Linked DNA regions of Homo sapiens: regions 1 and 3 are each linked to region 2. The links are chromatin loops, found by intact Hi-C in ENCODE. Cell type or tissue: IMR-90. All regions are shown on one strand.

Region 1 (8,000 bases), 1.2 Mb before region 2:
CACCACGCCCAGTTAATTTTTTGTATTTTTAATAGAGATAGGGTTTCACCATGTTGGCCAGGCTGGTCAAGAATTCTTACTACTAATCCACTGTTCATGCTTTTTCTCTCCTCTCCTGCTTGCTATATTCAGTTGAGGAAATCCCAGTATTCTCCTGCAGTAAGTAGTCCATGGAGAATTCTTCCACAAACACAAGTTTTCAAGCAAATGAAATGAAAAAGAGAAGCTGAGTCTGAGGCATGGGTGTGACCCAGAGGCTGAGAAAAGCAAGGAACCCTCTTCAGCCTGACATACTTTAGGCTTGCAAAGAATAAAGGCTCATAGGATAATAGAATCTCAAGATCCAAAGAACCCTTAGAGATCATACAAGTATAACCCAACCCCATCCATGCTGAAATTCCTCTTTGCCTACCTTTTGAGATGGGGACTTCCAACTCTCCAGAGTGGGGCAACTCTGTTGAAAAGTTCTACCATTCCTTGAGATTACATTTGCATTTGCCTCCCTTGAAGTTCCACCCATTGGTCCTAATTGTAGCCTCTAGGGAAAGAAAGAACAACGCTCATTCCTTTGCTACATGGCTGGCTGCCCTTTGGAAGCATGGTGATGAGAGCTCACTTCACCTTGAGTCTCCTTCTCACCTTCAAGCTGCTCCATCATGCAGCTTTCTCAACTGGTCCTCAAACAATACTGTTTCCAACTCCACCACCATCCTGACCCTTCTTTTACTCCACCACCATCCTGACCCTTCTTTTGCTATGGAGGGATAGAAATGGAATCAACAATTGCAGAAGGGTTTCCTAACAATCAGAGCAGTTCCCCAATAGACCAAGTGGTCAGTTTGAAACATTATTGTTTATATGTAAATTATACTTTTAAGAAGTCACAGGGGGGAAACTATTACCTAATGTGGTGGGCATCTGTTTTTGTTTGTCCAACATCCATTTCATTTCTTTTGGGATTAAGATTAAAACTCCCTTGGGTGAACAACCAAAGTCATTTGGATACAGTCTGGATGAAACAGTTAGCAAGGTGCCCTACTGTCCCCTAGCCATAGGCAGAAATATGGTCCTCACTGGGCTGGCCAGATCTTCCTTCCCTAGTTGGACAGGAATTAGGGTGGATGGTTTGAACTCATGGGTTGTCAAAAGGGCAACCGGATTAGCCTGCTCATAGTTCCTGTGGAACCCCTAGAACCACTTCTGTCCTCCTCCCGGCTTCCTAAGCTTGGCTCCCAGCTTTCCTTTTGAACTTTTGAATTCCCCCATATATTCCCAGCATGTTTCCTTTCTGGTATATATTCATCAGATGTAATTTCTGTTGCTTACAGCTAAAGACCTTTGATTTATTTGGTAATAGAATAAAGGGCAAATAACATGATGGAATTTTGATAAAGCAGACTCAAAAACATAGGAAAAAATAAATACAGAATTTACTTAATCTCTATTATATTATCTTATGTTATAAATGTATGATGAATATTTTTTATGTTAATAATATTTTTAAAAATTAACTTTTATTATAAAAGAGCATGTGCTCATTATAGAAAATTTGGAAAACATATAATAGAAAGTGATATATTACCTATATAAAATTATTACTTGACTGCCAAAAGTCTGAGTCTATGCCCAGGGCAGAATTTACGCCACTCCATACTAGCCTGGCTTTTTGGTTACCTTTTGGTCTGTTTTTATTTCACTGGGAATGTGGGCCAGTGCTTATTTTCACAGCCAAGTTAATTAATGAGAAAATCCTCAGACTTTCCATTTATCACTTCCAAACACCCACTTTTGATGAGTCAGTTGCCATTTGGACAATATAGGATAATTTTCAAATTCATTACAACAGGACAACAATACAGCCCATTTCTTACTCATGTTATCTCCAAGGGATTCTGACTTCATTAATCTTTGGACCACCACTCTCAAACAGGGAAGGGACATTAATCACAGTTCTCCAGTGGGGGAGCAACAGGACCCGGAGAGAGCAAGTGGTTTGTCATTTATAGAGAAGTGCTGGAGTAATTGGAACTATATATCCAGCTTGGAGTCTTTCTAAAAAAAAAAATTTTTTTGCTATTAGACAATCAATCAACCATGTTTATATATTTAGTAGATACCTAATATATGCTATGAGTACTTAAATGTACGCAAAATACAAACAACTGTGGGTTATAGCTCTTATCCCCTTACAGTCCAAGGAGCAAGGAAAGACAAATCTGTTAGAAAAAACATAGTAGCACAGATATGATACTGTGTTGTTCATTAAATATAAAGCAGCTGCTGTTTTGTTCTTTGAACACAGTATAAAATCTAATTCCTTGGCTTTTATATCTTTTCTCTGCTTATGCAAATACTTGTTAGTATCTGTCATACACAAGGCTCTTTAACACACATCTCCTCTTTACATGATCACAACCACCGGGTGAAGGAGGCACTCCCATTTCATCCTACAGATGAGGGTGTGGCAGTGACAAAGCAGGTATGCCCTCTCCCTTCTCTCTCCCTGGGCTTTTCCTGGCTCCTCTTGCGCATCCCCACGGCCTTATCACCACTGCGTTCATGTGTCCCACATCTCTCTCTTAGCCTGGCTCTTTCTCCCTCTGCTGAACTTGAGAGTCGTAACCAAGTAACACTAGACAACTCCACCTAGAGTTTCTGCAGGCATATGAAACTCAATATGCCTTAGACCAAAGACATCTCTTTTCCTTCTCCAAACCTATTGCTCTTGTTTTGTTTTTAGTCCTGGAAAATACTGTCATCCACTGACACTCTAGCCAGAATCCTGAGAATCAGCCTAGATGCCTCCCTCCCCAGTGGACTCTTTTTCCATTCATTCAGCTATGATTGCTACTTCCTAAGTGTACCTCGAAACCTCCCCCTTCTCTCCATGTCCACCAGAATGATCCTGGCCCAGGCTCTCACCCTTTATCTGCTGCTTGTTGCATCAGCCTGTCTCTTCTTGTCCACTATCCACCTCTCTGTAATTCATCCTCTATGCAACAGAGAAAGGGGTCTTCTATAAGAGATGCAAATATGATCATGGCAGTCACCTATGCAATGGCTCCCCAGTGCCCTGGGTACAAAGACCAAACTTTTAAGCATGACATATAAGTCCTTTAGGATTTATTTTCAGTCTGCCTCTGAACCTCTCACCTTCTTACTTTGGCCTATTTTTTTTTTTTTCTGCCTGGAACTTTTTTTCACTTTCTTCATCACCTAACGAACTCCCATTCATCTGTCAAGAGCCGGCTCAGGTGCCATCTCCTGTAGGAAGCCTTCCCTGACCTCCAAGATGGAAAAAATTTGGGAGGCAGGTGAGTGAAGGCAGGGTTTGATTCCCCTGACATCTTCTTTGTATGGTCATGCTGGTCTGGCTGTGACCGTCAACTGTCAGTCACTCTTCCTCTTATGCTGATCTTCTCGACACTACTCTTCCCTTCTAGGTTCCCATAGCCAATTCCCTCTGTAATTCTTTTGAATGTTAGCACCACTGCTGCTAGCCCTGGGTTCCTGCACAGCCCTTATGAGTCACCTGCATCCCACCCACATCCTTGTAAACACTCCCTTTGTAATAAACTTTCTTAGAATTATCCTAATATGGGTGTTCCATAGGTTTCCTATCAGGACCCTGTCTGATCCACCAATATTTTGCAACCAGAATCATATAGTCTTCTGTTAACATTTCAAAGCTACATCATCTTCATTTCTGATTGATCTTTCATTGACCTTGGTTTGTAACTCTTTAACCTAAAAGTGAGGGCAAAATAGTTTTTCTATCCCATTTGCCAAGAGAATGAAAAAGCTATTAAAATACACTACCTTTATTTCCAGGACATAGATCTTATCACAAGAATCATGGCCAGGCACAGTAGCTCACACCTGTAATCCTAGCAGTCTGAGGTAGGAGGATTACTTGAGGCCAGGAATCAGAGACCAGCCTGGGCAACATAGCAAGACACTGTGTTTACAAGAAAATTATAAAAAGAAAAAGAATCATAAAAAACTACTAACAGATCTATCTATTCATTAGACTGTGTGCACCATGAGGGCAGGAATTGGGTCTTTTTCACCATTTATTCCCAAAGCCCAGCCCTGGAATACAGTAGACACTCAGTAATAGTCAATTAATGAACAGATCACTAGTAAGCCTTTAAAATATTTGTAGAATAAATGAATGAATACCTGGATGGAGAAAGAGTTGATATCCCAAACCTGTAAGTCTTAGGAACTCTGGTTGTTAACAAGTGAGCTCCCTTTTTTATTTTGTCCCCATGCCAGGATACTGAAGTGTTATTTTGGTAGAATTGGCAATTTTCTGAAAGAAGTTGAAAATATCTTTCTTGGGTTGGGCAAAGTGGCTCACCCGTATAATCCAAACACTATGGGAGGCTGAGGGAGGAGGATCACTTGAGGCCAAGAGTGGGTTGGGCAAAGTGGCTCACCCATATAATCCAAACACTATGGGAGGCTGAGGCAGGAGGATCACTTGAGGCCAAGAGTCGGAGAACAGCCTGGGAAATAGAGTGAGCCCCGTCTCTACACAAATAAACTAGCCCCTGGCACCATAGCAGCCTGAGGGCGCCTGGGCCCAGTCCAGGAAGCTAAACAGGGTCGGGCCCAGTGGGAGCTTGGAAGGGGAGCCGCCTGGGGAGCCCAGGGGCTAGAGGCTTTTGCTGGGGGAGGTGTGAGCCACCTGTAATCCCAGCACTTTGGGAGGCAGAGGCAGGTGGATCACCTGAGGTCGGGAGTTCGAGACCAGCCTGACCAACATGGAGAAACCCCATCTCTACTAAAAATACAAAATTAGCCTGGTGTGGTGGTGCATGCCTGTAATCCCAGCTACTCGGGAGGCTGAGGCAGGAGAATCACTTGAACCCGGGAGGTGGAAGGGAGGCGGAGCTTGCAGTGACCCGAGATTGTGCCATTGCACTCTACCCTGGGCAACAAGAGCAAGACTCTGTCTCAAAAAAAAAAAAATAAATGAATAAATAAAAATAAACTAGCTGGGTATGGTGGTGGGTGCCTGTAGTCCCAGTTACTCCTGCTGAGGCAGGAATATTGCTTGAGCCCAAAAGTTGGAGGGTGCAGTGAGCTATGATCACACAACTGCACTCCAGCCTGGGCAACGGAGCAAGACCTTGTCTCTAAAAAAAAAAGAAAGAGAAAGAAAAGATGTATTCTATTCAAGGTGTCTCTGGAACACATACTTGGAGAAAGAACACTGCTGGAGTAGAACCACTAACCATGCTGTCACTCCCATCTTCTCCCTGACCCCCCTTGTCCCACCCCTTCAGATTTGACAACTCTGTAGGAAACCAATTTGCCGTTAATCACAAGGGAGTTTTATTTACTCTGCTGAAAGAATTGAAAAGCAGTCATTTTTATTAGCACCACAGCTGGTTCTTCCATCATGGAAGAAATACAATTATGCGTCTTCCTATGGCTGAATGCAGACAGCTACAACCTCATTATTCATTCTGGTAGGAAGCAGGCCTTTATAATGAGCAGAGGGAAAAATGTGCCCCAGTCTCATTTGTAAAAGGAACAAATCTTAGTTCCTCGAATGACATTGCCACTGTCACCATAAAAAAAGGCTTTTTATTTGTTTGGTTATGTAATAGGGTGCTATCACTTTGGAGGCAGAACCAAAGGCAGTCATTATGATGTAGTGGAAAGAGGGTAGGCTCTGGCATCAGGCCAGCCTGGGTTCAAATTCTGGCCCTGTTTCTTATCAGCTGTGAATAGGGAGCCCATTAGTTCTTCTGAACCTCCGTTTTCTTATTTGTAAATTGGAACGAGTAATAGAACAGCTTCGCAGGGTGGTGGCAAAGATTAGAGATTAAATTCCTACATGTGGCATCCAGCACCTGTGATAACATGATCTGCCTCTGCCTACCTCTCCAGCTTCATCTCCCACCCCTCAAACCTGGCATTTCTGCTGCAGCCGAACTTGCCATACTTGCCCATGCTCCCCTGACTTTGCTTATGTTGCCCCCTCTGCCTGAGTCACATGCCCTTTTCATTTCCCTTGTTCCTCTGGCAAACTTCTTTTCTTAAAAGAAGTCTTCTTCTTAGTCCCTCCCCTAGACAGGCACTGGCACCCCCTTTCTGTTTTTGTCACCCTTTGGACACACCTCACTATAGGAAGTGGCCGTGCATTACAATGGACTTGTCTGCTTACATATCTACACCAAGCATCAGTCTGTAAGCTGCTTAAGAAGTAAGAACTGTGTGCCTGACTTACATGTCTACTGCTGACACTGTACCAGGCAGAACTGGTGGTCAGGAAATGATTTACCGAATGAACAAATGAATCAATGAAGACTTGGGTAAAGCACTTACTGCCCTGTGTGAATCCAGCAGGCACTGTTGATTGTTAAACCACTGTCAACTCATTCCCTTGAAAATTCTCACCAAAGAGGCACCCCAGCTGGTTAGAGAAGTGGAGAGCCTGGTTACCCAGTTTGGGGCAATGAGTCATTGGAGGGAGTCTATTGAGGAGGTATTTGAGTTTCTCTTACTTGTCCTCAGACATCCCAACTGGATCTTGGTATAGAATATTCAATTCTAAAGGTGAATTTACCTTTATCCATCCTCATCTCTTGATGCAATTAGCAAAGTATGGCATCATTTGGAGTCAGACAAATGAGAGTTTGAACTTAATCTCCATTACCTTGTTTCCTACAACAAAAGATGACATGGCATGATGGTTAAGAATACTGTCCTGGGAACCAGACGGCCTGGGCTTGAGTGTTGGCTCCATTTTGAAGTTGTTGGACCTTGGGCAAATAATCTGTAAAATCAGAATCATAATTGTACCTGCCTCATAGGGTTAAACAGAATCATGAATATAAAGTACTTAGAATAAAGTCTGACACATAGTTAGGGCTGTATTAATGTCAGCACTATTTTTATTAATAATACCAGTTGTGTAACCATAGGCAATTTCATATGTTCTCTGAGATTTGGTTTGAACATCTAGAAAATGATGGTTAAAATGCCTCTGTAGCAGGATTGTGGTGAGGGTGTTAATTCATGTGCGTGGAGCATCGAGAACCGCACTGGCATGTGGCCACAGCTGGGCAAAGAGGGAAGAAAGACCATGACAAACTTTGGGACTTGGATAAACTGTGCTCTCACCTTTGCTCCTTGTGTACCCCCGGTCTTGTCCTCCTGCTCAAGGCCAATGGCAGCCCCTGAGGTCTGGACCCCTCCCCTTCTGCTTTCTCAGGGACCTTGTGCTATCAATTAAGCTCCTATCCCTTCAACCTTTTCCACTTGGCTTGCTTCTCCTCAAAAGCATTTAAATAGGCTCTGGTCTTTTCTAACTTAGAACACCACCTTCAAAAAAAATCAACTCTTCCCCCACTGTCCCATTCTTTCTCCCTCAATTTTTTCACAGCCAAACTCCTTGCAGTATTTGTCTACACAACCTGTCTCTACTTCCTCACCTCCCACTCAATCCTCCTGATGGTGCAGCCTTTAAAAACCGTGTTGAATACTTGGAGTCTGGAAGAAGCAAGGTAAAGAGAGCAAAGGTTATTTTCACCCTGAAGAGACAGCCTTTAGAGAAGTACAGCCAGGGAGTGATCGAGTCCCCTAACAAAGACACTTTGGTGAACCAAGAATGGGATGGCCCCGACTAGAGTTGGTCTTCACTGCCAGATGTCCAATCTATCTTCACAGCACATTGGGCAGAACCCACAGTTCTCTCATCTCATGACATACATGCATGCAGATCCCTCCTGAATTATGAGCCCTTTTCCTGGCAGCACCAGACTCCAGATCAAGCCTAGTACAGCCAGAGCCAGTCTCTCTGTGCCCTTCCAATCAACAGCCTTCTCTGCAATAAGGAGGGGACCCATGGCTTCAGTGAGGCCCAAGCAATACCAAGAAGAGAAGAAGGATATGAAGGTAAAACATCTACGGAGTTGTAAGTTTCTAATTTTTTTTCTGTGTTTTCCTTTTCTTCTGCTTTATAATCATTTATAATGAGGAAA
Region 2 (8,000 bases):
GAGTTGAAGTGGAGACAGCAACTAAAGGTAATTCCTTCAAAATGTAGCTTCATATATACATATATGCATTTGTATACTTAGTGGCCCCTTTAATGTACAAATTGTTGCTTGCTTGCTAGAGATATGATCCTAAGCCTTGCAATTCTAGTTTAATAAAATATCTTAGCCGTTTAAGTATGTATAGATTTCTATAGTTTAAAAAATGACTACCTATAATGTCTCATACAATGAGCATTGGTATTGTGTCTAGCTGTCTAAAGTTATAAACAATGCTTCAGAGAAGGTGTTTGTAGTCATATTTATTTATTTATTTTGAGACAGGGTCTCACTTTGTCACCCAGGCTGGAATACAATGGTGTGATCTCGGCTTACTGCAGCTTCAACTTCCCAGGCTCAAGAGATCCTCCCGCCTCAGCTCGCCAAGTAGCTGGGACTACAGGCATGCGCCACCACGGCTGGTTAATTTTTGTATTTTTAGTAGAGCCGGGGTTTCACCATGTTGGACAGGCTGGTCTTGAACTGCTGGACTCTAGTGATCTGCCCACCTTGGCCTCCCAAATTACCGGGATTACAAGCATGAGCCACTGTGCCTGGCCTAAAAATTCTTGAGTATGTCTGTAGGACAAATTCATAAAAGGAGAACTATTGGGCAAAAGGGTATTTTCATTTAAATACCGATAAATATGACTGGATTTCCTTGCCAAGAGTCTCTATTTCCTACGTACAAGAATATCTGTTTCTTCCTTGCTTGCCAATTCAGAGCTTGTGGTTATTTGCCAGTTGGATTAGTAAAAAATGACATTTAGTTTCAATTTTATTATTTATTATTTTTAATTACATTATTTTAAAGGTCAAAAAATTTTAAATTTCAAAAAATGCATTATTTTAATTGCATTATTTTAAATGCCACTTTAAAAAAAGCCATTTGCATTTATTTTTTTTCTGAAATCATGACCCTCACCCAGATTTCTTCTATTGGGTAGTTGATACTTTTCTTGTTGGCTTGTATATCCCATAATACACTAAGATAACTAGATATTTATCTATTATTTATGTTGCTAGTATTTTCTTTACATTTTTTCTGGTCTTTGACCTTGACTATAGTATTTTTACCATGTAGAAATTTTGTTTTTAAAATGTAGCCAGAATTATCAAACTTTTTTGGGGAGTGGGGCTTCACAGCTTTGTGTCATGCTTAATTGACACAATTAAGAAAATGGTTAAAAAAATGGTTAAGAACAGCATTTTTACTGCAATAATATTATGTCGCCAGATTTTCTCTGAATTCTTTTGTGGTTTAATTTTTGCTGTAATATTTTTGGCCCATCTGACACTATTTTGTTATGAGACGAAGAGAGAGATCTAACTTCATTTTTTTTTTCTACCATGGCTATTCAATTTGCTAACTAATCTATCTTCTTCCTACTGATTTAAAATGCTATCTTAATCAGAAAGTAAAATTCTCTCTATCTCTTTCTGTCATCTATCTATCTATCTATCTATCTATCTATCTATCTCTCTATCTATCTATGTATCTGTCTATCTACTTATCTATCCAGTTAAAACTATTTGGGGCCTCCATGGGCTCTATTGAGCTTTCTGTCTACTTATATGCTAATATGAGCCTTTTTTAAATTATAGAAGCATAATTATTATCTTCCATAAATTTTAGACTTAGTCCCCATACTTCCCAATTTCCTTTTCTTCAGAATTTCCTGGCTATTCTTTAAATTTCAATTTTCATTATACACTTGAGAATCAGCTGCTCTAGCCAATTACGAGAAAAGTCCTGTTGGCAACTTGAATAGGTTCCTATCAAACCTGCTCCTCTCTCTGTCTTCTACATCCTAGAAATGAAAACTCCATCCTCTGGCTTCTCAGGCTAAGAAGTTTGGAATCATCCTATTTTTTCTCATTCTTATACTTCAAGTGTTAATTGGCAAATCTACTTCAGTCTACCTTGTGTATCTATCCAGAAGCCAATCATTTTTCACTGCCTCCACTGCTAGCATCTTTTCACAAATCATCCTTATCTCTCATCTCCATTATGGCAAAAGCCTGCTTTAACAGTCTTCCTGCTTTTATGGCTGCCCTGTGAACATTCATGCACAATCGTGCCAGAGTTTAAAAACAAAATCAGATCATGCCATTCCATTGCTAAAGTACCTGTCTAATGCCTTCCCATCTTACTCAAAGTAAAAGCCACCATCCTCATGATGTTCTGAAAGGCTCTATATGGCCTGGCTTTTGTGATCTCTCTGACTTGATCTAGGATTCTCACCTTCTTTTAGTCTACTGTTGGCACCCTGCCCTCCTTAAATGTGCCAGGTACCCTCCTGACTCAGAGCCTCTGCTCCGTTCTTTCCTCTGCCTGCAAAGCTGTTTCCCAAGATAGCTGTATGTCCTTTTTCCTAATCTCTTTCTGGTCTTTGCTCAGAAATTATCACCTCAATAAGAATTTTTTCTGACTACTCTGTGTAAAACTGCAACTCCTTTCTTTCCTACTTTATTTTTTTCTTACACCATTAATTCTCATTTAGCATATGACATGCACTGATAGTTTATTCTTCCTCTGCTCCCCACACTAGAATGTGAGCTCCATGAGGGGAAAGGTTTTTGTCTGTTTTGTTCACTGCTATGTCGCCAATGATCGGTACACAGTAAATATTCAGCAAACATTTGTTGACTGAGTCAAGAGACACAAAATGTAAGGGAAAACTTCACACTCTAAGAAGTACAGAAAATAAAGCAATCTGAAAGAGACATTAAGGAATGTCAAATGTTTTAAAAGATGATGAAGAGATTAGATTTCATAAGGTAAAAATGTTAGAGTTTACACATAACAAAATAACTTTTATATTTACAATAGCACCAATACAATTTCTAAATATGAAGATATAATCTTTGAAATTATAATACCTAATGCATATAGTTCTTATATATGCATAAATATAATAATCTTTGAAATAATAATACCTAATGCATATAGTTCTTATTAATTCCTGGCAACTTCTGAAGCATTTTAAAAGCATTTTGTAAAAAAAAAAACTAATTTAATTTGAGGAAGATGGGAAAACGAAGACATAGGGGTGAAGTGAAGGATAGCCCCAAACTATTCATCCATTAAGTGATGAAGACAGGATTCAGACTCATGCAGTCTCCTGACCTGTATGCTGTTCTCTCTAGCTACTTTTATTTCTCCACTGTGCTATGCTCCTCCTTGAGACTTATTTTTTTTTGTCTACAACATAGAGGTATGAGGTTAGGCTACACAATGTGCTACATTTTGTAAAGCAAAACAGTGCATGGTCTGTCAGTGGCTGCACTGCCAAATCCCATGGAATGTCATCTGTGTAGTTTGAAAACTAAAACACCAAAAGAATAGATTAGTATTTGACCTGGAGAATCCCAAAGACTATTTGGCGAAAACCCATAAAGCATCATTAACTGCAGAAAAAGTGCATTCCCCTTAAGACAGGCAATATAAAACAGCACCCAAGAGTGCAGTTAATTGGAGAGCTTAGGTGAAATCTGACGTTCTCAGCTGAGCCAGAGAGCTTCTGGGATGCGATGGGTTGAGTCCGCCCCCATGTGGTCTTAAGGTGCAACTACAGAAGTAAGCCAACTCCCAGAGTTGCTAGGAGAGCTTGGCTGTTTTCATGTTTCTTTCCAACCACTATGTCTCCAGATCTAAGGCCATCGATGAGAGTGATCACGCCAGTAAACTTCTAGAGAATATTCATTGTCTAAACTGACTGTATGATAAGGTGTGAATTCCTGAGAAAGCACAGCATTCCTAGCTGTTCATAATCTGGGCCAGCTTAACTTCCCATCCTTGGCTCCATCTAAGGGCATCTTTATTTCCTCCATGAGGGAGGCACACTCATTGCTCTGTGCTTCTGCATGTATAATCTTGTGGGCTGGAATGCCCTATGCATCCCTTTCTACTGGAAGAAGTATCCATAATATTTGAAAACTTAGCTTAAAAATTATCTGTAACCCTTGTGTCTCTGCCACTAAGAGCCTGAGTCATTTTGGGAAGAATGCAATGGTTCTTTCGGTTTTGCATCTCCCAGACCCCTAAGATTAGGTGGATTTGCATTTGCACCAGGGGTTGCACAGGATTCTCTGTCAGGATGAAAATGGAGAATCTTCATTTTTCTAGTGAAAGTTGGTGCCCACTAGAAAGTTGGTGCCCTTTGCTTTAACATAGTCTTAATTGCATTTTATTTCAAGAGGTTTAAATAATCAAAACCACCTAATCTGGCACCCTTATTTCCCACCTTGACTATTCTTAAGTGGTCTCCTTGCATCCATTCTTTTCTCCCTCAATTATTCTCTAAACAGTTATGAGAATGGTATGTCCAAAAACTCACAGTAAGAGACTGTTTTATATGAAATCCCCTGATGGCTGTCCATCACTTGCCAGAGTGGCCTTCAGATGTTTTGAGTATGCACATCTATTAGTAAAATACTTTGCAGCATGCACCAACAACATAAACTTATTTAGGCATTTATAAATCATATAACTGTACTACTATGGTCATAAATTATTTATGTTATAAAACATACAAAAATAAAAATTAAAAATTAAGATAGAAAAATATTAATACTCATATTGTTATTAGATTGGTGCAAAAGGTTTTGCCATAATGGCAAAAACCACAATTACTTTTGCACCAACCTAATATTAACAGTATACACTACCTTATTGCACTAATAATCATATTTTTGATGACAGCAATGCAATTGGATGCATTTGATTATTTTTGAAAACCTCAGTTAAACCCTGTGTTGTTCTACCTTCAGTTTATTTGGGTATTTCATTTAAAGGACTGCTGTAGCAATATTATCATTATCAAAATTTTTTTTCAGCATCCTGATGGAGAATGTAGTGCAACCCTTGGTGCAAATGCAAACCCATTTTGGAAAATACTGACTTAAAGAAGAAAATCCAAGCTGGGTGAAGTGACTCACACCTGTAGTCCCAGCTACTCAGGAGGCTGAGGAAGGAGGATGGCTTGAGCCTAGCAGTTAGAGGCTGTAGTGTGCCATGATTGTGCCTGTGAATGGTCACTGCACTGCAGCTTGGGCAACATAGTGAGACCACATCTCTGAAAAAAAAAATGAAAGAAAAAGAACAGAATTCAAACTCTCCTGATGGCATTCAGAAGTCTTTACAGGCTGATCCAACTCCTCCTTCTACCCTGTCTCTGTTGTTGCCTATATTACTGACATACTTGATCTCAGACCTATTGCACAACTTATGGGTCCATAGAGCACCACATAATTTCCTATTTCTATGTTTTTGCGTGTGCATGGAATGTCCTTGATCCTCTTTGTCTGCTATGGATTTCTAGTCATTTTTCAAAAGTATGGATATAAAAGCTATTTGTCTTTGAGTTTTTCCAAATCCCACCCCTGACTCCTAGAATTGACTGCTTCCTCATGTGGTATTTGGATAAAATCCTTATGTTCCCTTTGACTAAATATACTTATTTTTTAGTGTATTGTATATTTTTGACTTATTTGTATCAATTTACTGTTAGATTTGAGGGAAGAAACTGTATATCCTTGACAACTTTCCAAGTTCATGGAGTTCAAAAAATGTTTGTGGAGTAAATAAGTGAACACCAATATCTTCCATAAAGTCTGCAGGCTAATTCCATAAAGTCTCAAACAATTCCATCATGAGTAAACCCCGGTAACCCCCAATCACTAGAGGGAGCAGGTCCTAATTTCTCTAGTGGGATATCTTGATCTGTGACTGGAAGCTTTTTTTTTTTTTTTTTAGAACAAGTGCAAGATTTTATTGAGTGGAAGTAGCTCTCAGCAGATATTTATTTTTCCCTTCCTTTACAGAAGTCTTCTTGCCAGGGATTTTTTTTTTTAATGGCTCCAGTCACCTGGAGTATTCTGCTCCACCCTCTCAGTACCACCCCAGGACTTCTGCTATTGTTTGCCTTACTACTTTCAAGGAAGAAGGAGGGGAATATTCTGTTGGCATTTTTGGATGCTCTTTTCTTTTTCCTCCTGTTGTTGTTCTGTATCATCTGACCTGGTGAAAACTTTTGGGAATGGGGAAGAAGCATAGTCCAATTCAAAGACCTGAACAGGTCAAGACTCTCTAACAACTAATGAATTGCACTTTGAGCTGAATGGTCCATTGTCAACTCGGTATTATTAGCACTCCAGCTAAAGACTCTAAGAAGCCATGGACTCCATTTCCGAGAATCTCCTTCCCATACAGTTTGGGTTAGAGCTTACCAATGAGTAGGAGAAACAGGATATTTGGTAGGTATGACGGAAGGAGACACTGCTCTTCTCCAGTCAGTTGCAGCCCTAAGTAGGTACAGGTACAGAATTCAGAGAGGTTCTTTTGTGAGCTGTCAAGACCATTTGCTTTGCTGCAACAGGACAGCACAATCAAGAGCTTCCCAGAGCTCTTCATATTTCATTGACTTGATGGCAAGCTCTTTAGAGCCCATTTCAGATCCTCAGGCTGAATCTTCAGTGTTGGCCTCCCTGACATTTGCTTCCCAGCTTTCCAAGTGGATGGGTAAGTTCTTTACACCTGGAATACTTGGAGATTTTTCTGCATTGCTAACCAAACTCTGCCATCTCTTGCAGTAATGAGGTAGTGAACAAAGGAGATAGTTAGGCTGTTTACAATGAAGCGGGTAATTTAAATCACCCCCGACCATAGTGGCTTGACCAAAAGCCATTTCTTTGCTCCCAATTCTATGGGCCAGGACTTTGGGCAGAGCTCAGCTGGACTGTTCATCTCAGTCCTGTGTGCACTGCCTGCTGTGGCTCAACTAAGATGGGGAGGTCCAAGACGGTCTCATTTGACATCTGAGGCATTGATGCTGGCTGTCTGCTGGGCACCTCAATTCTCCTCCACATGTCCCTTCTGTCCGCATGGTCTCTGACTGTTCAGTGGTCTAGCTGGAATTCTTTTCCATGTTGGCTGGCTTCCAAGAGGGTGAAAGCAGAAGCTGCCAGGCTTCTTAAGGCCTGAGCCTGGACCAGCATAGCACCACTTCTGCCAGATTCTATTCCTCAAAGCAAATACCCAGCCCAAATGGAAGGGAGGGGAGCTAGATTCCCCTCTTGAAGGAAAGAATGGCAACGTACCTTTGTAAGGAGCATGGGAGGAATTGTGGCCACTTTTGAAAACAATTTCCACACTAGCTAAGGAAACTGACATAGAAATGGTTAAGTTACTTGCCCAAGGTCACTCAGCAGCTAAGTAGCTGGGCCAAGGTTTGACCTTGATCAGTTCAATACCAGTGTTCATGTTCTTTACCTCTACATTCTGTTGCTTTACAACTTCCTTTTTATTTATCTCTGATCCTTCTCCAGACTACATGGTTTTATGTCCAATTCCCACATGGCTTTCAAGGCCCAGAAAAATGTCACTTTCCCTGTTTTTCTAAGCTTGAAATAGTCCTACAGCTTAAACTTTCATAGCATTTCTCTTAAGGTTCTTCACATTTAAAAAAAATAATAAAGCAAAAAATCAGATAACTGAAGCAGAACCTTGAGTGTTTTAATATTTTAATCAATATATGTGGTCCTTATCTTCCCTGTAAGCCTGTTAAGAACCCTGTAACTAGGCTTGGGTCCTATTTATCTATCTCTTGGATCATATAGTGTAAGACCAGTACATAGTAGTAATTAACAAATACTAAATGACTGGTCATGGAATGAGCCTACCTTATTTCTGAAAACCCCTTCTGACCTCTCAGTGCACCAAGAAATGTATGGTGACTGAAAGTAAGCTCTGAGGGTCTTAATCCCATCCTTATTAGTCACCAAGGACCCTCCTGTCTTCTCTCCCGACCTTGCTCTTTCCACATGCCATGTCCAGCTAGCTTCTGGCCCTTGGTGTAATACCATATCTTTGGCTCAGCTTTTAACTATCAGTTTTGACATTCTTGTTTTTGACCCTATTGCCCTCTGAGCAGCGCTTTTAATCAAATCTCCTACCCCACTTC
Region 3 (8,000 bases), 170 kb before region 2:
CCAAGATCACCCAAGATGTCCGGCTGAAGTTCTTAACCATTACCTTACACTAATCAACAGCAACAATAATAATAACCACCTTTCTAGGATGCAAATTATGTTCCAAGAACTTTCATTATTTCATTACATCTGCATAGCCCCAAGAGTAAATAATATCCTGTTCTATTGAAGAAGAAACTGAGGTCCCAAGACATGAAATTACTTGCTCAAGGTCACACACTGGTAAGTGGCATTAAACCACCTCCTATAAGTGTCAGAAGATAATTGGGGCTGAGGTGGAGCTGAGATTTTAAAAATATCAGTGGTAGGAGATAGACGATGTGATGCCCCATTTAAACTACATGGCAGTGGTGTCCTACGACTAGGAGAGGAGAGGCGGGAAAAGCTGAAGTCTCATGAAATAAAAATCAAAATAAAAAGAATGCTTGGCGATGCTATTAGTATATAGTCCCCTTTCGACACTTAAAAAATGCTCAGAAAGAGTGAAGATTTACTGCTAGAGGGGCTATGTTTTTAACTCTTTATACTCCAGACACAAGCTGCACTGCTATACAGTCAGCAGATGTTTTTTAGGAAAGGGCTAGATAGTAAATATCTTTTGGCCTTTCATATTATTTGATCTCATTCGCTACTGCTTAACTCTGCCATTGTAACAAGAAGGCAGTCACAGACAATATGTGAATGAATGGGCAGAGCTGTGTTCTAATAAAGCCTTATTTACAAAAACAGGTGGTCCTGCAATGTGGCCTGCAGGCTGTAGTGTGCCAGCCTCTGCTCTGGCCTCTGGGGTGGTGGCTTTGGGAGTATTGAGGACCAGTCCCCTAAGTGCGGTCATTGGCATTCTCATAAGTGTAGTGCAAACAGCAAGACAGTGGGGAAGTTCCTTTTAGTAGCTTTCGGGGCACTAGATATGAACCAGATGGAAAGGAGCGTGACTTTGGGAATTATAATGTTTTACAACTCCCAAATAAATGTATGATTTGAAGCAGAAGAAGCCTCAGTAATAATGGAGTTTGGCACTTATAATGAATGACCAAGTGAACATTGTATTTTTATCTCCAGACAGAAGACACATATGGATTTAACTGTCCCAAGCTCTCTTTCAATTCCCCATCAATTTTCTGCCCTCGGTTTTTTGCTTTTTTCCTTTTTAAAATGAGTTTAACATGTGTATCAATCAGTCTGAACTTGATGTGGTATATTCATTAAATGGTTTCATTTTTCTACTTTCACAGCCCTCAACTCTGTGATGTCAAAATTCCCTTCTCCATAGGTAACAGATCCTATCTGGCTACTTTTCATTATTAAGGTACAGTATACTTAAATTTATACTAAGTTGTGGCATAACTACAAAGAAAATAATTCCTTCAGTTTTCAAAACTGTACTTTTATCTTCCCATACCTCATAGGATATATACCAAGGATGCAGTTAAATACATTTAATAATCTTATTCTTAGTAATAATATTAGTATTCATATTTAAAAAATATACTAGGATATATTTTTCATAAAGCAAATGTTTATGTCTTTAGAAATCAAGATTTTTAGCCTGAAATAAAAGGCATACAAATATAAAAAGTTAAAACACTATAATCTTTAACTTGAAAAGGAAATACCAGTATCAATTTTTTGTTGTTTTTTTTTTTGTAAAATTGCTAGCTCTTTTCACCAAGAATACATAGAAGCATTGACAGGCCAATATCAATTAGCAATCAAAGGGTAAAGATGTTAGTGTCTAAATATCAAAAAAATCGAGTTCCCTTGTAGAAACTGCCAGCACCATATTGAGGATGAGAAATGTACAAGATAAGCCTGGGATATCTCGTTGTAAGTGAGAGCAAAGAAGCCATCAAAGACCATTGCATCACACTAAAATAACATTAGGGCCAAGTTGAAGGATCTTCCACTGACCAAAGGCAGACAATTTTGTATCAAAAAACTATGACTACAATGGACAAATATATGTGTGTGTTTACATATGTATAAACATTCATGGGTGGTCCCTAAATATCAATATAATTTATACTTACCCACTAGATAATTCTGCAACATACGGCTCATCAAATTAGATATTCTGCAAATATGTTCAGCCAAATCCTTCCACCTGCATCTAGATTTACAGTGATATCAAACTATAATTTTCTTTAGAGGAATCCATGTTCCTCACCAGAAAGGAAGAATAAAAGGCAGTTTTCTCAAATTTGAAGAACACAAGGAATCATCATAGTTGCCATCCGAGTTTAGATCCATAGTGCCTCTAACCTAAGGATTCTCACCCCTAGCTGCATATTGGAATCACCTGGTGAGCCTGTGCTTTACCTCTAGAGATTCTGACTGAATTGTTCCGGGATGTGACCTGGCATTGGTATGTTTGAAAAAACTCCCCAAGTGATTCTAACATGCAGGTGATGTTAAAAAAAACACTAAATCTGATGATGGCTTTAACCTTATGCTACCTGTGGGAGGAGGCCCTGTGGAACAGGAATGAGCGGGAACATCCTTCAGGAAATGCACCTAAAAACACCATCACCAACCATAGCAAGTCATGGAATGCCAGACATACCAGATCAGATCCTACTACTTATTTAATCTCCTAAAGAAACACTGTAAGGAATATACTGTTATCCTCATTTTTGTAGATGAATACTTTGTTATTTATTTAACCAAGATGTTAAATAAATAAATTACCAGTGGTCTCAGAGCCAGTAAATAGTGAAGCCAAGACTCGTACTAGGTCTGCACAAATGCAAAATCCATGCTCTTCACCATGCTGCATGCCAGGTACATCTTCTTCCCGAGTCTTAGCTAAGAACAGGCTGCTGTGTAGGTTGATCAGATAACTGTTCAGTATCAGCCTGTGATGATGCATTTTTCATTACTCTTCATCAAACAGCCACCTCTGGTGACGTGAATACTGCCAAGGCTGCTTTTACAGGAGCCGTGTAGAAGGCAGAGGTGATTGAGACTTACTTGAGAGTACTGCAAATGACTACTGGTTGTTAGAACCATTACCTAATGTTAGTATTTTAAAATAAACTACAAATTGTAAGGGAAGGGATCAATATTTTATGACTACAAAATACTACTTTCAGTAGAGAATCTAGAATTTCTATAAAGGAATTGCTTAGGGGACTTAATATGGTGGAAAGGAGAAGCTAGCCAACTTGTAATAAAACTGCTTTTACGAAGCCCTTTGCATAGGAAATGTGAACTGTTTAGATCAGAGAATTGAGAGGTAAAGTCAGCAGAAATTGTGGAGGAACTAAAGCCTCCACCCTTAATCTTCTTCTTGTCACTGCTACTGTCCCTCAGACAGGCAAAGATGTTTATGTAACCATCTGATTGGGGTTGAAAGGAATGAATTGGCTCCTCTGCAGCTATAATTTGTGATTGTAATTAAATATTACCCTTCTTTACCTTTAAAAGACATCTCTTGGTATCAAAAAATTTTGATTACAGTGGATTAATAAATATGTGTGTATATATCCATGAGTAGTCCTTAAATATGAACATATTTAATTTATACATACCCATTAGATAACTCTGCAAGATACTAGTCATCAAATCATATATTCTGCAAATATATTCAGCCAAATCCTTCCACCCTGCATCTAAATCTAGGGTGGCATCTTCCCATACACCTTCACCTCTTCCACTCTTGGAGTCTAGGTTCTTACCACATCTAACAGCTTCTTGGCTAGCCTTTTTGCCTCCATCCCTCTGCCTGACTATTGCTTCCAGTCTCATCTTAGACTCGCCAATCCCATCTTTCATTTGGTCTCCTATATTTTAAGGATAAAATAAAATAAGAGGAGGTCCCTGGGTATGTGCTAAGTGGGTGTGTGGAAGTAGAGTCCTACCTCACTATGGTGGAAGCATAAGAAGCTGAAAAATAAATGCTGGAATTATACCTGCAAGGGATACTGAGGTCAAAGGCAAGACAGCTGGCCAAGCCAGATTGTTCTTCCAATGGGCCAGGTGAGCAATGGATGTAAGGTATGGAGCCCAGGTGAGGAAGACAGAAAGCAAGAACTCAAGTGAGAGGTAGTTCATATGGCTGCCTCACTATCATCTTCCAGACAAAATGCTGATGATAGTAGTGTCTTTTTGTATGAAGTCCAGCGAGTATGCCAGGTGTACTTAAAGGGGCTGGAGTAATGTGGATACCCCTGACTCCAATACTTGGCACACTTAGGCAGAAGGAGCTCTTCAACCCACATAACCCCCAATGGATGTGACACTGGGTCTGGCTGTTGCATCACTGAGATTCCAGGACCTTCTCCTCCCATCAGATCTTTCCCTTCCATCAGGTCCAGTTCTGTCCAGGACTCTCCATAAGGCAGTGGTGCATGATATACGCCTAAATGGGCTCTCATCAGCACCTCCTCCTTCTAAGCTTTGCAATGATCTGAAGCCCAGGCCAGGTCACAGCACACGGACCCTATAACCAGCAATTAGGAAAGTAGCCAGCGTTTCTATCTATGGTAGCACTGAAAAATCTTTTCCCCTGAGTTTAAGTCAGGCTGGAAGACAGGGAATTCCATCGTGCCTTTTGTTTCTGTCAGAGTCAAAGCAGGAAATAGCTGCCAGCTGAGTATTCATAACAGGGATTTAAAAACTGGGAATTAATTACACAGAAGTGGAGGAACTGAGAGCCAAGCATGGGGTAGTGAGGCAACCCAGAGAATCATAACTGAAGGGAACCACTAAGACCCTAGGCCAGAGGGACAGAGGAAGAGGCAGTGTTACGGGCCCCTGGGCGAAGCTGGCATCCTGGCAGGACTGTTCTGGAGATGGCGCTGCTGGGGAGTTGCTGCCCAAGACAGAGAGGGAGGGGAGAAACATTCCAACTTCTCCCCTCTTCCCTCCCTCTAGTGTTCCACCAGTGCCTCCCACTGGCCAAATATGCAGAATTCAAGGGTCAGTCCCCTGAAATACAGAGCAGAGCAGGAGAAAGTGAAGAACCAATTTGAAGGCAATATGCCCAGGAGAGACCAATTGCCCTTGTTTGTCAACCTTCACCACTGCTCCAAACACAAAGCCCTCATACACACTTCCATAACAGTATCACTCCTGGCTTACATGCCCCACAGTTTTTCCTTATCCTTCTGCCATCCTTGTGCCAACCCACCAGCTATGCCTTACAGAGCCTCCATTCCACTGTAAACAAACTACTCTATGTCCTGCCTCTTCTTCAAATATTCTCTCTGACTTGAATTCAATCCTGATTCACACTTAGCAAAAAGCCCTGAATCATTTATTCACTCATTCAACAATGACATATTAAATGGAAATTATACCCGTAATAACTAACCTTGCATTGTTGTATGTGTTTTATATATATTAAGCCCTCCAATTCTCGCAACCACCTTATGCCCCTTCTATAGATGAGGAAACTGAGACAAGAAGTCCTTAAGAAACTTGCCACTCCCATAGTTCATAAATAGCAGGGCCAGAAATCAAACATGCATCCAGCCTCGAGAAACCACAGTTTTACCCACCATACATCACTGTTCCAAAAATGAATATACAGTAGTGAGCAACAGATAAAGTTTAGTAGAAGAAGACATTTTTAAATTTTCATTTTGTAATAATTTTAGTTTTACAGAAGACTTGCAAACAATAGAGAGTTCCATATACCCTTCACATTGCTTCCCCTAATGTTAACAACTCACACAACCATACAGTATTTATCAATACTAAGAAACTTTCATTGGTACGATGCTACTAACTAAATTACAAACTCTAACCAAATTTCGCCAATTTTTTGATTAATGTTTTCCTTTTCCAGGATCCAATCCAGGGCACCATGTTTCATTGAATCATCATATCTCTTTAGTTTCTCAGACTTTCTTTGTTTTTTGTGACCTTGACACCTTTGTAAATTATTGATTAGGGCCAGGCCTGGTGGCTTACGCCTGTAATATCAGCACTTTGGGAGGCTGAGGTGGGTGGATCACCTGAGGTCAGGAGTTTGAGACCAGCCTGGCCAACATGTTGAAACCCTGTCTCTACTAAAAATACAAAAATTAGCTGGGCATGGTGGCGGGCACCTGTAATCCCAGCTACTAGGGAGGCTGAGGAGGAGAATTACTTGAACCCAGGAGGCGGAGGTTGCAGTGAGCCGAGATCACACCATTGCACTCCAGCCTGGGTGACAAGAGCGAAATACCATCTAAAAAAAAAAAAAAAAAGGATTGGTTAGGCATTTTGGAGAAAGTCCCCGCATTTGGGTTTGTCTGATGTGTTCATATAAGTAGACTAGAGTTCTGAATATTTTGGACAAATGACATATTGGCAAAGTGCCCTTCTCACCACATCACATCAAGGATACAAGCTATAAACATGAGCTATCATTGATGATGTTAACCTTATTAATTTAGTTAAGGTGATACATGGCAGATTTCTCTGCTGTTAAGTTTCTATTTTTCCCTTTTCATATTCTGTTAGTTAGAAGTGAGTACTAAATCCAGCCCTCACAAGGGAAGCAGAGTTAAGCTCTACATCGTGGAGGAGGCAGCAACTACGTTTATCATTTGGAATTTGGCAGGAAATATTTATCCTTTCTCCTCCATTTATTTATTTATTCAATCATTTATCACTCAGTAAACATTCATGAATATTCATTTTATTTTTTAGGTTATATTCCAATACTGTCATTTATTTTGTTTCCCTAACTGGGGCAACAAGTTAGAGCTCCCACTGCCTAGCTTTGGCCAATGGGAGCTTTTTCAGGTTGACTACTGTGCCCTTTTCACATGTCCCCATTTTGTTGAGCCCTTCCTTGCATTCTGTCACTACAAAATGCTCCAGGCTTATCTTGGATTTTCCCACCCCTGCCCTAGAATCAGTGATTTCTCCAAAGAACACTGGTTCCTTTTATTGGAGAATGGTATCAGAAACCAAGATCTGGGTGCCGGAAGTGCTTCTAGTTTCTCTCAGTGGAAAAAGATAGAAAATACATGTATGTATATATACTAACCCATGTATATATACATAAAAAGACTTTGAATAAATGAAAGCACAAATGGGTTGTTATAAATGCTATGAAGGAAAATACCAGATTCTTTATAAAAGGGTTATAGATATGATTTAATACAAATGGGGTTAGGTAGAAGTCAAGATGGTCTTCTCTGCAGTTAAATACTTAAGGTGAAATCTATTGAATGACTAGGAATTAGCCAAGTGAAAGGGCAGAGAGACAGCAGTACAGGTAGAAAAACCATCATTTAAAAGAACACTAAATAGCAGGTGCTCAAAATGTTTGAAGAGTTGGATGAAGTCCATCGTGGTGAGAGTGGAATGATCCAGGGGATACGTGACCACAAGGGGGCCAAGGCTGGATCACATAAGACCTTGAAGGCCATGATAAGGAGTTCAGATGTTGTCATAGTGTAATGGAATGCCACTGAAGGGTTTTTAAAAGAGGAGGGAGTTGCATTCTACTTCACATAGAGTTGTAGAATCATGTAAAGTAGAAACCTCCTCAATTTCCTCAGCTCCTCAATCCCCACCCCACTACCCATAAGCTTTTCCCTGCAGGCACCCATCTGCAGGAAGCTTTACAGTTGGCCACCTCACTCTGGTCCACACCAGAGTCTTATCTTTCTGGTCTTTAGATTTCACCAGGCCACAACTATAAAATGACTTATATGAAAAATACTTGTATACTTTTATTATAAAATTTGCTGTCATTTACATTATTTGTTCATTCACTCAGTCTTTTCTAGGAACTATATCTGATGCCTCCCAGAACTCCAGAATCTACTAAATATTAAGAACAGTGTTTCCCTCTATTCCTCAGCTGCCAAGGAGCTCATGACTACATTTAATATACACACAATTGTATTTTCCTCAGCTATGAAATCATGATAAAATAGTTCTTGCCTTCCCCTTCATTGATTAGTTGCCTTTATAGTATGCTAGAATTATTTTACTATGCCAGTACTTTTATTGTAAGCTAATTGAAGATTTTTTGAAATTAGAACAGTTTTACCATT

What was found. A loop is a pair of places that touch in the nucleus more often than their neighbours do. Peaks named below come from ENCODE experiments on the same cell type or tissue, not always from the same donor. Only the 100,000 strongest peaks of a DNase experiment are listed, where the experiment ranks them.
Region 1: a loop joins it to region 2, with 9 times the contacts of the local background. A loop is called at or near these places in 19 of 110 quality-filtered maps.
Region 3: a loop joins it to region 2, with 5 times the contacts of the local background. A loop is called at or near these places in 15 of 110 quality-filtered maps.

Annotation. Positions count from the first base shown.
Region 1 is chr1:58,743,429-58,751,428 of GRCh38, forward strand. It overlaps LOC112268263 (a long non-coding RNA gene), which reads left to right. Exons shown (of 9, transcript XR_007066129.1): 6 at 7,403-7,914. LOC124904191 (a long non-coding RNA gene) reads right to left here and starts at 1,955. Exons shown (of 3, transcript XR_007066130.1): 1 at 1,872-1,955; 2 at 640-754; 3 at 450-538. RefSeq lists a silencer at 5,943-6,153. In IMR-90, no CTCF peak of the experiment used is centred here; a DNase peak (open chromatin) is centred at 3,513; H3K27ac peaks cover 365 bases.
Region 2 is chr1:59,943,927-59,951,926 of GRCh38, forward strand. It overlaps a transcript of CYP2J2 not described here. Among named protein-coding and RNA genes, the nearest start is that of CYP2J2, 21 kb to the left of the region's middle. In IMR-90, a CTCF peak has its summit at 3,593 (motif pointing left); a DNase peak (open chromatin) is centred at 3,585.
Region 3 is chr1:59,772,816-59,780,815 of GRCh38, forward strand. All of the region lies in intron 4 of LOC105378758 (a long non-coding RNA gene), which reads right to left. It overlaps LOC101926944 (a long non-coding RNA gene), which reads left to right. Exons shown (of 3, transcript NR_110627.1): 1 at 1-222; 2 at 1,236-1,309. Among named protein-coding and RNA genes, the nearest start is that of HOOK1, 38 kb to the right of the region's middle. In IMR-90, a CTCF peak has its summit at 4,860 (motif pointing left); no DNase peak of the experiment used is centred here; H3K27ac peaks cover 881 bases.